2 separate regions of the Mus musculus genome follow, and region 2 is linked to region 1. Evidence: chromatin loops called from intact Hi-C (ENCODE). Cell type or tissue: gastrocnemius. All regions are shown on one strand.

What was found. Peaks named below come from ENCODE experiments on the same cell type or tissue, not always from the same donor. Only the 100,000 strongest peaks of a DNase experiment are listed, where the experiment ranks them.
Region 2: a loop joins it to region 1, with 2.5 times the contacts of the local background. A loop is called at or near these places in 2 of 42 quality-filtered maps.

What each region holds. Positions count from the first base shown.
Region 1 is chr13:44,407,471-44,412,470 of GRCm38, reverse strand. No RefSeq gene overlaps it. Among named protein-coding and RNA genes, the nearest start is that of Gm33958, 9.8 kb to the right of the region's middle. In gastrocnemius, no CTCF peak of the experiment used is centred here; a DNase peak (open chromatin) is centred at 2,942; H3K4me3 peaks cover 566 bases; H3K27ac peaks cover 3,298 bases.
Region 2 is chr13:44,537,581-44,542,580 of GRCm38, reverse strand. The region is part of intron 3 of Gm34276 (a long non-coding RNA gene); the gene reads left to right. Among named protein-coding and RNA genes, the nearest start is that of Gm34276, 29 kb to the left of the region's middle. In gastrocnemius, no CTCF peak of the experiment used is centred here; DNase peaks (open chromatin) are centred at 1,069 and 1,990; H3K27ac peaks cover 1,144 bases.

The DNA of each region.
Region 1 (5,000 bases):
AGTAGAGAAATGATTATATAACCTAAACTATTAATCAGAATGGAGAATCTCTGAGATGATTCCCATTAGCAACCAAACTTCATGTTCTCTTGAGCCCTATAAAAGGAAGCCCCAAACAATATCTGGGCTGCCTGAGTACTTTCACTTTTGTGGCCTGCTGTCAATGACAGAATATCCCCCCTTAATCTGTACTATGATCTTGCTATCTCTGCAAATTAGTGAGAGCCATTACTTTCAGGGACCTCAGGCCTCAGGCAGGATGTGTGTGTGTGTGTGTGTGTATGTGCACTTGTACTAGCAAACTGAAATGTTTCATGATATTTAAGGTGGATGAGAAGTGAGAAGAGGTCTAGCATTGGATGTGGTTGGAGATTTTCGCAGACAAGTCATAGTGAATAAATGGCTCGGGGACATGGAAGGGTGTGACCCACACTGCCTGGGGTAAGGAAGGAATGGTATCTGGGAATTGTAATGACAGATGGGGAGGTGACTTGGCCAGAGGTTGACTGAGAACTAAAGAACAGCTCAGAGAAGTCCCAAGCAGCTCTCATTACCCAAGGCCTGGGCCAAGATGAGGACCAGGGGACATTTTAAGGGAGGAAAGGCAGACCTGTAGAAAGGGGTGGGAATCAAGGCTCTGAGAAGGAAAAGGCATGGAAGCAAAGTGCCTCAAGGTTCTCATGGACCTACACAGCATCAGGGGCTGGAAAGCCACCTGTACTTCTGGGACCCATCAGCAACAGGACTGTTCTGTAACTGTTGGGTTGTGGGGGGGTGGGGGGGGAGGAGGAGACATGAACAAACAGGTAATCACTCCAGATAGGGTACTGGCAACAGCCCAAAGAACAGATTCTACTCACGTCCCGCTTTGAAGTTTACTGGAGTTTCTTAAAGGCGACATGATTAGCTGTACCACCAAAAAGCTCACTCTAGCCTGGATGCTCTCTATAGCATTAAGGAAAAGTGCAACTCTGGGATTCTCTGTACAACTTGCAGGCAGTTCCCTCGAAGAGCCTCCTCTCTGTAATGATTGTCATGCTGTGTCAGTAACCTTATAGGGAAGGGCCTTAGGAGTCTTTTACCTTTCTGAACTTTCAGAGTCTCCTGAGCTTCCCTCCTCTCCAAGAGGCTATGTTTCGAGCTGGAGAAACTAACTGCACAAGAAGACAGATGGGATCTTAGCAGAGGGAGAAGCTAGGTTGTAGAAGATAGGAGGCTAGAGGGGAGCTTTGAAATTCAGGTGTAGGGAAGGGTAGATGGGGTGAATGGGGCCCAGGGACTCCAGTGCGCATGAATGTCATCACCAGGCTTTCTACCTCATAGGAATAAGAAGATAATAGAGGTGCTCACAGGCGTGACTGACACTCCAGGTGTGGCCATGGCCTTAAGGAGCCAACACAGCCTCCTGGCAGCACGATTCTGGGAGGGCAATGGCCAAGGGGGAGGTTCCAACTCACTTCTTTGCATTCTCAGCAACCATTTTGTAAGAGTCTTCAAGCAACTGCTTATTTCATAAGGGCAGACGTTGAAATGGGATTGGTTCCCTTTGGCCACTGGGCTCTAGGGTTCTATCACCCATTCTGTTCTGAGTGCTACTGAGATTCCAAGTGACTCTATGGGTGGTACAGCCACTCCACAGCCTCTGAGCCCAAGGGATTGCACAGTATCTGCCACCTCCCTGCATTCTTTCTTAGTTCTATGGGAGCCTTTTACCCACAAGGTCTCATGGGCACTTAAAGGAATTGCTTTTTTTCATAATGTATCATGTCTTTCCCCCTCCCCTAACTAGCTCACAGCTTCTCTCTCCCTCCCTCCCTTCTCTCCTTCTTACTCTCTCTCTCAACAAAATTAAAACAAAGGGCGTGGCGGGGGGGGGGGCAAAAAGACAGAACAAAAGAAAGCAAGAAGCTCCCCCTGCCACCCCCAAACCAACAACATGGAGTCTGTTTTGTGTTGGCCAACTGCTTCCTGGGCATAGAGCCTGTCTGAGTGTGGTTGATAAACCCAGGGCCACTCCACTGTAGCAAGCAGATTTCCCCTCTCCCAGGAGTTCTCAGTTACAAAGAGCTTCTCAGTTAGAGGTGGGACCCTGTGTCCACTTCTGCTCTCAGGGCGGCCATTTTGTCTGATTTGAACACGTGCAGGTTTTGGGTCTTCTGCCACAGTCTCTGTGAGTTCCTATTGGTCCTGTTGCGTCTGGCAGACACTGTTTCTTTAGAGTCTTCCTCTACCTTTGGCTCTTAAAATCTTTCTGTTCCTCTTCCGCGTTGATCCCCGAGCGTGGAGGGAAAGGGTTTGATAGAGCATACCATGTAGGACTGGGTGCTCCAAAGTCTCTCATCCTCTGCGCCTTGTCCAGTGGTGGATCTCTCTGTTAAGTCCCATTTACCACGAGAAGACGTTTCTTTGGTGATGGCTGAGTGATTCACAAATGTACCTCAAGCGTGCGTATATACAACCAAGGTGACATTGGCTGCCGGCAAAAGCCAAGCCCTAGATACAGTAAATGGTTTTTAAAAGCAACAGAAAGGACAGTGAATGTGAACACCTACAGGCAGTGCACAAAGTGAGTATGGGTGTGACCACCTCTAGGGACCCTAGCTCAAGAGAAATTGAGCACCAGACCCTGGGGTTTGTCTGAGGGTGAGGGGGGAGAAGACAATAGAAGATGGGAGCTCCAGATTAGCACAGACTCCTATCTTCAACGCCTGCTCCTTCCCGAGCACAGCTGTCCTCTTGCTTCAGAGACTCCGGCAGAACACGCCTGCTCCTTAGGCCCTTGTTAAATACTCTGTCACATGGAGAAATTCTCCTGCAGGCAGGTGAGTCAGAGTTCACAGCTGCTAGATGGGAACTCTCTGTTCTGGTCTGGACAGGAAGCATATGCCAAACCTGAGCAAAGTCCTCTTGAAATCTCCCCTGGGAGCCGCCTGGCAGTGGCTCTCTAGCCCGGAGCTTGGCCCGGGAGGAGCAGGAGTCTGTCTTGTTTGCATTTCTACAGGCACAAACTGATTGCTAAATTGAGCGGTGGGCGCTGGACCCGGGGTTGTTAATTTCCAAAGAGAGCTGAGAACTCTGGTGAGGTTTTGAAGGGCTCTTTGGAGCAAAGTACACCTGTGTGTCCATGGGGACTTAATCCCTGAGGTTTGGGGTTAGCCAAAAGCTGAGGTTGATGGGATTTCACATTCCTGAGAGGCAGTAACTCCGAAGTTTATATATAGTTTCCCAACCACACGGTTCCAGGAATCCAGTGGGTGCCTGGTTAGAAACCTGAGCTGTTAGACTTGGGACTTTTTTTTTTTAAATCTTAACCACTGTGCTAGATCCTTTGATAATTCCAGATGAGTGAACTCCACCAGGGACAACCTTGAATGCTCTCAGGAAGGGCCTGTTTGGCTTTGTGTGTGTGTGTGTGTGTGTGTGTGTGTGTGCGCGCGCGTGCAATATCCTAGGAATCCACAGGTTGAGATAAATAGGACCATGAATGATAAGACACACAAGGTTAGTCATTAGTGTTACCCAAGCCTCAACCTTCTATCTGCTTGGTGACCTTGAGTTAATCCTTTCACTCACTGGGAATGTGAGTTGATATCAGCACAGAGGCTGCCAGAGGTCACTTCGGGGAAGAAAGCTCTGAACTACTCCTAAGGAAAAGGAAGATAAAGGATGCACTGGGAGAACTTCTGGGATGGCATAATCGGTCCATTAGTCTCATCGGGAGCGCAGAGACCACCCAGGAGCTCCAGTCTCAGAGCGTACAGTCTTACATGAGAATTCCAGACTTCAGAACCCACAAGCTCTCCTACCTAAGCGCTGTCAATGGACTTTCAACTTGAATTATCTTGGTGTGGGCTGTGGGAGATAAAGCTATGTTAGGTCTGGACCAGTTCTAAGCTGGAGAGGGGGCTTGAAAGTAGTTCTGTCCACTGAATTACCTCATATTCAGGCTGCATTTGAATGGAACATTTGCATATCTACACTGCTTTCCCCTAGTGCAAGATCTCTCCAGACTTTCAAAAGGTACTGACTTCCCCAGCCAACTAGAACCCTTTCTTTGTCCTTGGCTAGAAAAGGCCAGTTATTAAGAAACCCAAATGGTTTCTCATTTTTTGTTTTGATGTGTTCTGTTTAATAACAGTTGGGTCTGACCTATTATATTCTTTTTGTGTCCATTGCCTCTTTCTCATATTTTTGTTTATTTATTTATTTATCTTTGAGGCAACCTTAGGTATCAACTGCTGTTGATCATACTCAATATGGATGCAGAAAGGTAGAATGCTGCATAACGTCCATGGTGGTCTGCAGCGGAACAAGAAAGGCTGCTTTGAGAGCAGGTTTCTAGGTGTTTCTGTCTCCCCTGCTCTCTAGGAAAATTCTTTGTTTGGTCTTTGCTCCAGTCAGAATCACAAGCAAAAAATGGAGCCAGGCAGATCCTGTGTTATGTCTGATTCTGAGCAACGATGGTTATTTTTCAAAGGAAAATAATCCTGAGGCATGAACTGTGTCGTTTTCTGAAGTTCTGGCGCCACAGTCTATGTCATCTCCTTGCTTCCCTCAAACAATGCTAATTACCCCGTATCCTGAGCTCCTGTTGTCTGTTCACTGGTCAGCAATCACTCTGTCAGAGAGAGATTCCGCCACTTTCCTGACACCACTTTTAGGCATAAGAGGAGAGGGTATCTCCCATGTGTGTGCCCCTTCACAGATTCTGCAATGAAACAAGCTGTTTTAATGATTTGACTGCAAAACTACTCATTTTGCCTCAATCCCTTGCCTGACACTGCTCTGGCAAGAATTATATAAGGACCTCCCTGCCAGTTTGGCGATTGAGGTTAGTGTTCCTTAATTTGGGAGCTTGAATTTGGAAGGCAAAAAAAAAAAAAAAAAAACCTATTGTAACCCTTAACTGAAAGTTAGCATTTCCTTCAGCCAAGGGTGTGGTAACAAACCACAGTTGTGCTAACATGGCAGTTATTGCAAGGATCTTAAAATACCATTTT
Region 2 (5,000 bases), 130 kb before region 1:
TCTTCTCCTAATCATTAGTGAGGCTAACTATCTTTCCGTGTGTTATTGGCCAGAGGACTTTCATGGAATAGGAAGGGTTAAAAGTATGAGAACTCACCCTTTAACAAGCTTAAATAGTTGTTTCAGCTGGGCGGGCGTGGTGGCGCATGCCTTTAATCCCAGCACTCGGGAGGCAGAGGCAGGTGGATTTCTGAGTTCGAGGCCAGCCTGGTCTACAAAGTGAGTTCCAGGACAGCCAGGGCTATACAGAGAAACCCTGTCTTGAAAAACTAAAACAAACAACAACAACAAAAAAAACCCAAAAAACCAACAACAACAAAGAAGAACAAGAGGGCTGGTGAGATGGCTCAGTGGTTAAGAGCACTGACTACTCTACCGAAGGCCCCGAGTTCAAATCCCAGCAACCACATGGTAGCTCACAACCATCCGTAAAAAGATATGACTCCCTCTTCTGGTGTGTCTGAAGACAGCTACAGTGTACTTACATATAATAAATAAATAAATCTTTAAAAAGAAAAACCAAGAACAAAAACAAATAGTTGTTTCAATGTCTTCTTACGTTCTTACTATTTCTCTGGTGTGGGGCCATATTTCACTGTGTTTATTTTGCCTAGACAAAAAATTTTAAAGGCTTTTGGCTAAACCATGGTAAAGTTTAATCCTTTCCTGAAACAGATAGTTCAAGACCTGGGGGCTCTAGAAAGCTGGTGATTCCCCCCCCCTCCCCCCGTGTAGGAAAAGATTTTTTTGTCTTTATTCATTGGGACTTGTTAGGATAGGAGAACTGAGCTCTGAGAAATAAAACCTCTATGCACGGCCCATGGACCTAAAGGACAGCCATCTGGCACGCCCAGCTCTAGTTCTCGGGGTTGTAGTGATCTTTGGTGGTGCCTTGGCTTTTCGTAACATCTCAAATGTGACAGTCTACCATTAACTGCCACCAAGGGGAATTAAGGGAACGGCTTGTGGCCAGCCTGGGGTGAAACTCAGGGTACAGCAGCTGCCTGCAGAGTCGGGTTTCAGAGCACAACCAGGGTTGGGCAGTGGCATGGGGCCAGGTGGCAGTTGAGGTGGCAAGTGATCAGCGGGACAGATTGGTACAGCATGTGGGCATTCCCTGGGGATTCCCAAAGCGATCTGTAGTAGGGAGCTGGCCAGGTCTAACTTTCTTGCTGTCAAGCACAATGAGGCTTGTTGGTCTGATTTGGGTATCGCAGGGAATAGTCTCAGGCTGATGAAGTCATTCTCCTTTGCCCCTCCCTTCCATCTGCCAGTTCTAGGTGGGTACCCTAGTGGTGCTCATGCATGTGCCCTGTATATGGGCATGGCTGTTCTTAATGGATGCCATCCACCCTGTTTAGTAAGATGGGCTTACTGATTTGGCTGGCTAGCCAGGACGCCTGTCTCTACCTCCCTAGGACTGAGGTTATAAATTCATTCCCTCATTCCTGGTTGTTCGATGTGAATTCTGAGCATCAAACTCAGGTCCTCAGGCATGAGGGACAAACACTGTACTGACTAGGTCATCTCCCCAGGCTGTCAAAATGGGGTCTTAGGGGTACAAGCCCTTGCACAAAGCCTGAAAGTGTGAGTTTATCACCAGAATACAAGGTAGAAGAAGGAGAGAACCAACTCCTGAAAGTTGTCCTCTGTCCTCTGCACTGGTGTCTGCCTGCCTCTGTCTTTCTGTCACTCTGTCTTTCCCACACATTAATAATAAATAAAATAGCGAGAAATAGAGATTACAGGGAGGTCCAGACACAAACGTGAAAAGCGTCCCTAAGCAGGGGTTTTCTGTTAAGAGTTTTGAATAGGAAATGTTGCTTTGATAAAGGTTGGCAGCATTTGAAAGTGCATCTTGGTGTAAGTCCTGGTCATTTGACCTACAATCAGAAGGGTTGCATCAGACTAGCTGTTTTCATATTTTCCCCCTCTAAGTTCTGGGGTGCTGAGACACCCCCCAGGGACCGTGAAAGCAGAAGCTCTGTCTGACCCTCATCAGAGAACTTCCCTCCTGACTTCTAGGCTGTGGGACGATGTCACAGCTGAGGAAGGCTGGGGGACCCAAGGCTGTCAAGGCTCTGCAAATCAACTTCTCTGCTTTTATGAGCATTGCGGTGATTGTGGCAATGATATTATTACTTTGCACTTACTACGACTCTGTGAATTGATTTATAAGATGATACTCCCACCCAGAAAACAAAAGTCTGGCTTGCCTGGGCCTAATGATCCCCTCTTCCTTAGCTTCTAAGTACTGAGATTACAGATCTATACTGTCACATCTGGCTAAGATGACACTTAAAGAAGAGTAATACAACTATATGTATGTATGTATATATATATATATATATATATATATATACACACACACATATATATGTGTATATGTGTGTCTTTAAATTCTAGCTCCACAAAGTAGAGAAACATGCAGTGTTTGTGTTTCTAAATCTAGCTTATTTTGCTTAACATAATGGCTTCTCGTTCTTCCCATTCTCTTGTATGCGCTGCAATTTCATTTTTTTCTTATACACCAGTCACGGTGGCAGATGTTTTTAATCCCAGCATACAAAACATTGTTGTTTATAGTTGCATGAAATTCAAGGAACCACACTTTCTTACTTTAAAAAAGATTTTATTTATGTATTTTATGTATACGGGTGTTTTGTCCACATGTATGTCTGCACACCAGAAGAAGGTATTGGATCCCATGGGCTACAGTTAGAGATGTTTGAGAGCCACCAGGTGGGTGCTTGGAATTGAACCCAGGACTTCTGAAGAGCAGCCAGGGCTTTTAACCACTGACCCATCTCGCTAGACCCTGAACCACATTTTCTTTATCCCTCCTCTGTTGATGGACACCTAGGTTGGTTGATTCTAATACCTGGCTTCTGTAGACAGAACAGCTATGAACATAGATGTGCAAATATGTTGACTTAGCATCTTTTGGATGTATGTCTGAACATCCAGACATACGATAGTTCTGTTTTTAGTTTTCTTTAAACCTTCCATGCTGATTTCCACAGTGGCTGTACTAGTTAAATTGCCAGTAGTAGTGAGTCCTCTTTCTCAACAATGTCTTCTTGGTAACAGCCATAGTCCAGTTGTGCGATCTACATTATGTAATATAGATAGTTATTGCATGTTATGCTATACAGATACTAATATAGAATGTAATCATTTAAACATGGCTGCATATTTCTCAGTGTTTGGGAATTGGGAATCAGTGTCCTACTGAGTGCAGAGAGTTTATTGTTGGAGGAAAAATTTGTTATGGTTGAATCTGGAATGTCCTTCACAGGCTCAGGTTTTGAACGCCTGTTCCCCAACTGGGCATTTTTAGGACTTTAGACGAAGACCCAAAGAGCAAGTGATTTCTCATTTAAAATTAAAAAGGAATACAGGAAAGAAATATCCTTTTGTCAGTGTCCTTTCTTGTTAGTGTTTTAGTCACCTCTGTGTCACCGTGACTAAAATACCCAACAGGGGGAAAACCATTTAGGAAAGAGAGAGTCACTGGAGCTGATGACTTTAGGGGGGTTTTGGTTCATCATAGGAGGAAGGTATAACAACAGCAAAGTGTCGGGGAGGAGACTTACAACACAGCAAACTAGGAAGCAGGGAGGAAGGCGGGAGCCAGGGGCCAGGTAGAGCTTTCAAAGACCTGCCTCCACCTCCACCAGTGAGAACCCACCTTAGAAGTTTCCCAACCTCCGTTTTGATTGTCTTTGGATATTATTTGATCAGGTGGCATTTCTGCTTGATCAGAAATTACATATGTTAATAAATTTTAGAATTAAAAGGCAAGCCAACTCTAGTAGAGCCAAGAGGCATTCTTTGGAGTATGGGCTTTTTGCTTTTAACTGGTTGGCTAGTTATCTTGATGTGTTTGATAGATGGAGCTAAGAAGAGACCATGAGATGGTGTGGCACTGGTGGGAGAGAGGGATAAGCGCTCCTGAGCCTCGGGTCCATCCTCCACTAAAATGTAACAACAGAGACCTGGTAAAGTCCAAAGTGATGAGACATGGCTAAGATGACAAACCCCCAAATGAGGTTTCCCTAATGAGGTGGGGCGACGCCTGGAAAACAGCTGATGCCTGCCTAGTCAGAGGAGGGGCTTTCCGCCAAAGGCTCACCAAGGAAGAGGAAAGGGGAAATGAGAAGGGGAAATGACATGAAAAGTCTAAATCAAGGGACCAACCTAAGTAATTGTTGACAGATCAGGAGCCGAAAAGGAAGTTGAGTCAAATAGTATTACTTTGAAATATCGATGGCCTTGAATTTCTATTCCTCCTGCTTCTTCCTCTTGGGTGAACATCTATGCACTGCCATGCCTGCTTCATACAGTGCTGGGTCTTGTGCCCACCAGAGAAACACTCTCCAGCTGGGCTACGTCCCAGCCTCCAATCTTCTCTTCTAACAAGGGCGCTCAGATTACTTGATTTTTACTCTAAGTGCCTTCTTAAAGACCCGATTGCCAAATGCAGTCACTTTCCGAGGTTCTAGGACTTATGGCTTCAAAATTCAAATGGGGACAGGGCAGGGAATCCATATAATTCAGCTCCTATCATGACTGAATAATGAATGTAATTACCCACTTTTGTAGAACCTCTATACATTAAATATAGAGCCCTCTCCGCCTTTGCACAGAGTTTTCCATGTATGACATTAGCATCCCCTTGCATCTTGCAGCTTCAGCACCAAGGTTGCACCTGCATGCCCTGCTCAGACATGCACATTCTGGCTTCCCACTCCAGATCTACTAGATTAGCTAGCTATCCTAGACTCTAGGTGAGCCTCAGGCCTGCCTCATTGGAGAACCTGGCGTTGGCAGTTTGGGTACAGGACAGCTGAGGCACAGAGCTGGTTTCAGTTGTGAATTCTGGTCATGCTGTTCCAGAGTCCTTTTCTAAAGGATGGCTCTCTTGAGGCATTAGGTTATGATTGATGGCTGGGGGCTGTCATACAGCAGCAATTAAATCAGTGCTCATCTGTCTTGTA